Linked DNA regions of Homo sapiens: region 1 is linked to region 2. The links are chromatin contacts, found by Hi-C or POLR2A ChIA-PET in ENCODE. All regions are on one chromosome and are shown on one strand. Each heading gives the region's core, a stretch centred on a gene start or an enhancer-like site at or near the end of the contact. The rest is flanking DNA. Distances are from core to core; before and after follow the strand shown. Region 1 holds the start of CAPZA2 (capping actin protein of muscle Z-line subunit alpha 2). Region 2 has its middle 60 kb from the start of CAPZA2.

What was found. Hi-C counts contacts between places; a loop is a spot of excess contacts on that map. ChIA-PET counts read pairs that join two places held with the same protein, here RNA polymerase II (POLR2A). Pooled maps may share reads with other maps.
Region 1: a loop to region 2 is called in a map of psoas muscle, with 2.2 times the contacts of the local background. The contact joins the promoter of CAPZA2 here to the enhancer-like site in region 2. A Hi-C loop is called at or near these places in 9 of 168 maps with a recorded cell type or tissue (CD14-positive monocyte, Caco-2, Calu3 and 6 more) and 12 of 50 pooled maps. POLR2A ChIA-PET finds 5 or more read pairs at or near these places in 2 of 52 experiments (PC-9 and WTC11).

The regions. Positions count from the first base shown.
Region 1 is chr7:116,861,255-116,864,033 of GRCh38, reverse strand. It overlaps CAPZA2 (capping actin protein of muscle Z-line subunit alpha 2), which reads right to left and starts at 1,447. Exons shown (of 10, transcript NM_006136.3): 1 at 1,384-1,447. The coding sequence starts at 1,422. RefSeq lists a silencer at 960-1,699 and enhancers at 1,066-1,828, 1,780-1,829.
Region 2 is chr7:116,801,570-116,804,269 of GRCh38, reverse strand. No RefSeq gene overlaps it. Among named protein-coding and RNA genes, the nearest start is that of CAPZA2, 60 kb to the left of the region's middle. Within about 2 kb of position 1,354, at least 11 of the 41 ENCODE cell types and tissues checked have a DNase peak (open chromatin) inside an H3K27ac peak, as active enhancers do; they include PC-3, gastrocnemius medialis and psoas muscle, where a contact is called at or near this core.

The DNA of each region.
Region 1 (2,779 bases), core at 198-2,697, 60 kb before region 2:
TCTGTGGGCTATGGAGACGTTGCTCGCCCCCATTTTGTTGTTGTATTATCACTTTCACCGAAGAACACAAGAGAAAAAAAGATTTCCGAAAATAAAGATGAGGCTGACTTCTGACCATTCACATTGGGAATGGGACAGAACCTTCTATTTCGGTGCAAGAACACAGCATATAAAAACATCTAGAGCAGAGGGTCCTAAATGAAAATATCCTCAGACTTACATGAAGATTTCTTAAACACCACAACATACCTAAATGTACCTGTATTTTCCTGCACTGGCTTTGAAATTTAAAAATGAAGCACTCTTTAACGAAGAGTGGACATTTCCAACCCTGCAACTAACTCATTCCTATGTTCTGTCAGTTACTTCTAAGGGTCCTTTCCGAGAAACAGTCAAAATTAGCAGGGTTCTCCCCTACCCCACCACCCTCGGGAATGGGACGTTCCCAAAAGCCAAACGAAAGGGGCGAATTAAGAGAGCAGCAGTTCAATGAATTATTCCATTACTCGTTTTAAATATCTGAGAACTTAAGTCGTTCATCTGGTTCCATTGCTGTCACAGCATCTAATATACAGTAAAAGGAGTTGCACATTTTCCCCTCTTCGGAAGAAGTCCTAGCAGGAAAGTGAGGTGCCACCAAATCGACCCCCGGGGGGGGGCTGCTGCCAACGTGGGCAGAAAACAACTATGGGGAGGGGGTCGTCTTTTTGTGAGCAACTCCGCTGCCTCCTGGGGAACATGGGAGCTGCAAGCTTACTGCTAGAGCCACGAAAGGAAAGAGAGAAGGAGGGAGAGATGCCTCCATGGGGAAAGGGAAAAAAAAGGATAAACCGTAGAGGATCAGAAAAGGAAGCATTTTGCTTTGAGGAGGGGGAAGTAGAAGGGAGAAGTGAAGGTCTGCTTCCTAAGCGATTTTTCCCTTCCCCTCACCCGCCGCTACACTCACAGGCCAGGCCGCCGCGCTGGGCACTGCCCTTGGGCCGCTCCCACGCACGGACGCAAACCCCTTTGCGTCCCTGGTCCCCGGTCCCCGGCCCCGGCGGAGGCCCCGCGGCCCGACAGCAGGAGAGGGTCCTGGGCAGCCGCCGCCCTCCCCCGCGCCCGCGCCCCCGCCCGCCGTCGCCCGGCTCCCGCTTCCTATTTTCGGAGTACACACCCTACAAGGAGCGGAGCGAGCAGGCCTGGCAGAGACCTGCCCCCGCGCGGGGCCTCGGGTGACGGACAGGGGCAGGCACTGGGCGCAGTAAGGATGGGGGAGGAAGGGCAGCCGAGGGCAAGGCCAGCTGCGGGCCAATGCCCTTCCCCCGCGACCAGACTCCGGGCCCACCCGCCCGGGCTGAGCCGGCTCCTGACAGCCCGCGCCGTCGCCCCCGCGACTCTTACCTTCTCTTCATCAGACAACTGCTCCTCCAGATCCGCCATCTTCCTTCTGGCGACAAACCGCGGCGGCGGCGGCGGCAGCGGCCACCTGACTTCCCCGTTTCCGTGCGGTCCTCAGCGCCGCGCGCCCCCGCTAAGGGAGGGGCCCGCCGCTCAGGCCGCCGCGCACGCGCACCCCGGGAGCCCCGCCTCCCTCGACCCGGCCCTCGCGGACTGAGCGCGGCTGTGCGCGTGCGCGGGCGCCTGGTGGCCGGGCGGGGGACCGTGTCTCGCTGGGCCGCCTGCTGCAGGCTTGCTAGCATCTTGAGTGCAGCGTGCTCTCCCCACTGTGACCATATGGGCTCAGTCTGCGATGAGTACATTCTGAGCCCTTCGTTATGTTTCCATCAAGTCCTGAACTCTGCCAGCTAAAATGTGAAAAGGTGTACAAATAGAAGCCTTTTAAACATTGTTTTTTCAAATATTAGAGAAGATAGTTGGCTTTCATTAAAATACACATCACGACCCTCTCCATAATTGAAAGATTGCTCTTGATATACTCCTTTATTCATCCAACAAATATTTTTTGGTTCTTTAACGGGGTGCGGGGCACTGTGTTAGTCTCTGGGGATACAGTGTTGAGGGGGAAAAAAGCAAGCTAGACATACATGTTCATAGCAGCACAATTCGCAATTGCAAAGAGATGGAACCAACCTAAGTGTCCATCAACCAATGAGTGGATAGAGCAAATGTGGGTATATACACCATGGAATACTACTCAGCCATAAAAAGGAACGAAATAATGCCTTTTGCAGCAACTTGGAAGGAGCTGGAGGCCATTATTCTAAGTGAAGTAACTCAGGAATGGGAAACCAAATATTTTATGTTCTCACTTATAAGTGGGAGCTAAGCTATGTGGGTTCAAAGGCATAAGAATGATAAAATGGACTTTGGGGACTGGGGAGGGGATAAATTACTACGTATTGGGTACAGGGTACACTGCTCAGGTGATGGGTGCACTAAAATCTCAGAAGTTACCGCTAAAGGACTTATCCATGTTACCAAAAATCCACCTGTATTCCAAAACTGTTGAAATAAAAAGAGAAACTTCCATACTCAAGAAGCTCATTTTCTACTCATTAAACAAACATATATTGAACAGTTGGGGCCGGGCGCGGTAGCTCAGGCCTGTAATCCCAGCAATTTGGGAGGCCTCCGTGGGCAGATCATCTGAGGTCAGGAGTTCGTGACCAGATTGGCCAACATGAAGAAACCCCGTCTCTACTAAAAATACAAAAATTATCCGGGGCGTGGTGGCGCATACCTGTAATACCAGCTACTCGGGAGGCTGAGGCAGGAGAGTTGCAGAAGTCATTGCAACCCGAGAGGCGGAGGTTGTCCCTGTCCCTGCAACCCGGGA
Region 2 (2,700 bases), core at 105-2,604:
AGAATCAAGAAGTCAGCTGTTAGAATACTCTTGAAATAAGATGTTGAGTAATAAGTTCTAAGTGAAGTATAATTTTGAGGCACTATTCTAAAGCCCACATGGAAGATCCACTTCTTTTTTTTTGTTTTGTTTTTTTTGTTTTGAGACAAAGTCTCACTCTGTTGCCCGAGCTGGAGTGCAGCGGTGCAATCTCGGCTCACTGCAACCTCTGCCTCCGGGGTTCAAGCGATTCTCGTGCCTCAGCCTCCTGAGTAGCTAGGATTACAGACAGGCACCCGCCACCACGCCCAGCCAATGTTTGTATTTTTAGTAGGAGACAGGGTTTCACCATGTTGGCCAGGCTGGTCTCAAACTCCTGACCTCAGGTGATCCACCCACCTCGGCCTCCCAAAGTGCTGGGATTACAGGCGTGAACCACTGCGCCCGGCCGAGGATCCACATTTTCTTCAGATCAGAGTATTTAAAATAAAACGATTCTAGGCAAACAGAATGTTAGATCTTTGATATGCCTACACTAGAGGGAGTTGCATTTTTATTATCAGATTACTTCTCTGTCAATAAAACAATGCATAAGTAAACACATCCTTAAAGTACAAAAGTAAAAGTACATACAGATACATGAAAGAAAAAAATGATAAAGAATCTATAATTTGTGAACGACAAACGAACTTAAAAAATTGAGTAAGAACAGCAAATGATCAAATGATGCATTTTTTTTTTTTTTGCTTTAGCTTCTCCCCCTGCCCCACTTTGAATCAACCAGGCTCCATAATGGCAGCCCTGATTTTTTACTTTCTGTCAGTTTAAGCATTCGTTTACTAAAACAATAGCAGTTCAATAAGCAAGACTAATTCCTGAGAGCATTACCTTAGACCATTAGCTTTTAGTCAGTCATTAATTCCTGTGACATGTCCTGGGATTAGATCATTATTGTTATCATTATTATTTTTCTCAATTCAATTTGTTTTCAAAAATGCATCTATGTTGTTTTAACGCTAGATATTTCCTTTCTGAAATATGATTTTTAGTGACTTTGGGACAGTGATTTGCTGCTTCATCCAGGTGTTTCCATAGGCCCTTTCTCACAGCTTAACAAAAAATTAGAAGAAGTTTTACAGCAGTATCACACTAGGATATTTGAGTGTCTCTGTAATTTTTCTTTACTGAGACTTCTAAAATCATTTCTGAGGACCACGTGACTGACTTTAGACATGTGGCCTCTTGGGGGCAGGATTTCACAAAGCCTTTGTATTCAGCGTTTCTTGTTTACAAGAATTGTTGCCACTGATGAATATGGTGGTTGTTTAGTCACAGTTCTGCAGAAGGAAAGCCCCAGTTTGTCTATAATGGAAAGAGCAGATGTCACAGGAACAAAGTGGCCAACGTCAAAGTAAGGGCTTTGATTGGCAAAGAGCAGGCTGTCTATTACCACATCTCCACACTTAGGCTTAGAGACATAGAGAAGAAAACTCGTAAAAACAGCGGTGAAAATTATAAACCACCAAGAAAGGTAAAGGAAATATGGTGCTTAAAAATTCCAGGCTGCCCAATAAAAGTAGGAACTGACATTACAGATCCCCTGGACCATAAATGAAGAACACAAATGGTTTGCAGAACCAGCGAAAAACAGTTCTGACATGTTTGGATGCCAAAGATTTTTAAAGTTGATCTCTTTTGGCCTGGTAAGATTTTATGCATTTTTGTCGTTCCAGCCAAGAGGTCTAAGGATTAGTGGATGTTTCTGCCAGCCTGGGACTCATGCGGTGAAAAGAATGTACTCATGTGACAGTGAAAAATTGAATGCACAAAGACAAAGGGCTTCTTTTCAAGAAAGGAATAAGAATTAATTCTCATTGTAATTTGGGCCCAGTGCTTCAAAAATAACGTTAAATTAGTAGTTAATTTAAATCAGAGATGTCTGTTTATGCATTCTAAATATGGCCATTTTCATCTCAGAATTGCTTCTCTAAGAGTACCTCGTTTTCCACCGGGTGTGGTGGCTCACACCTGTAATCCCAGCACTTTGGAAGGCTGAGGTGGCAATCATTTGAGGCCAGGAACTGGAGATCAGCCTGGCCAACATGGCGAAATCCCATCTCTACTGAAAATACAAAAATTAGCTGGGTGTGGTGATGCATGCCTGTAATTCCAGCTACTTGGGAGGTTGAGGCAGGAGAATCACTTGAACCCAGGAGGTGGTGGTTGCAGTGAGCCGAGATTGAACCACTGCACTCCAGCCTGGGTGACAGAGAGAGACTCCATCTCAAAAAAAGAAAAAAAAAAGAGTAACTAGTTTTCAGAATGCTTAACCAGGTAGGGTTTAACTACGCAGGAGAATTGGACTTGAGCCGTATTCTAAACTGGTCTACATGAGGAGCTAACTCCTTATTAAAATAATGATAGTAATAATAAAGGAGTAGGAGCTATTTCAATATTTGGATGCTAATTTATATAGGCTAATAATTATAAATATATTCACTTATTTTAACCTACATGTTTTATTGATAAGAACAAAAACACATTCATCAGAATAGCTCGGGAACATCAATGGAAGATAAAAGGGAGAAGACAGAAGTGCTTTCTGTTTCAAATGTTTGTTAAATATTTGCCTTGAAGCCAACATAGTACTAGTTGGATGACAAGATAGTAAGTCCTATTAATGATGGGCTTTTCATTACAGTAGATATGCTTTTGCAATTT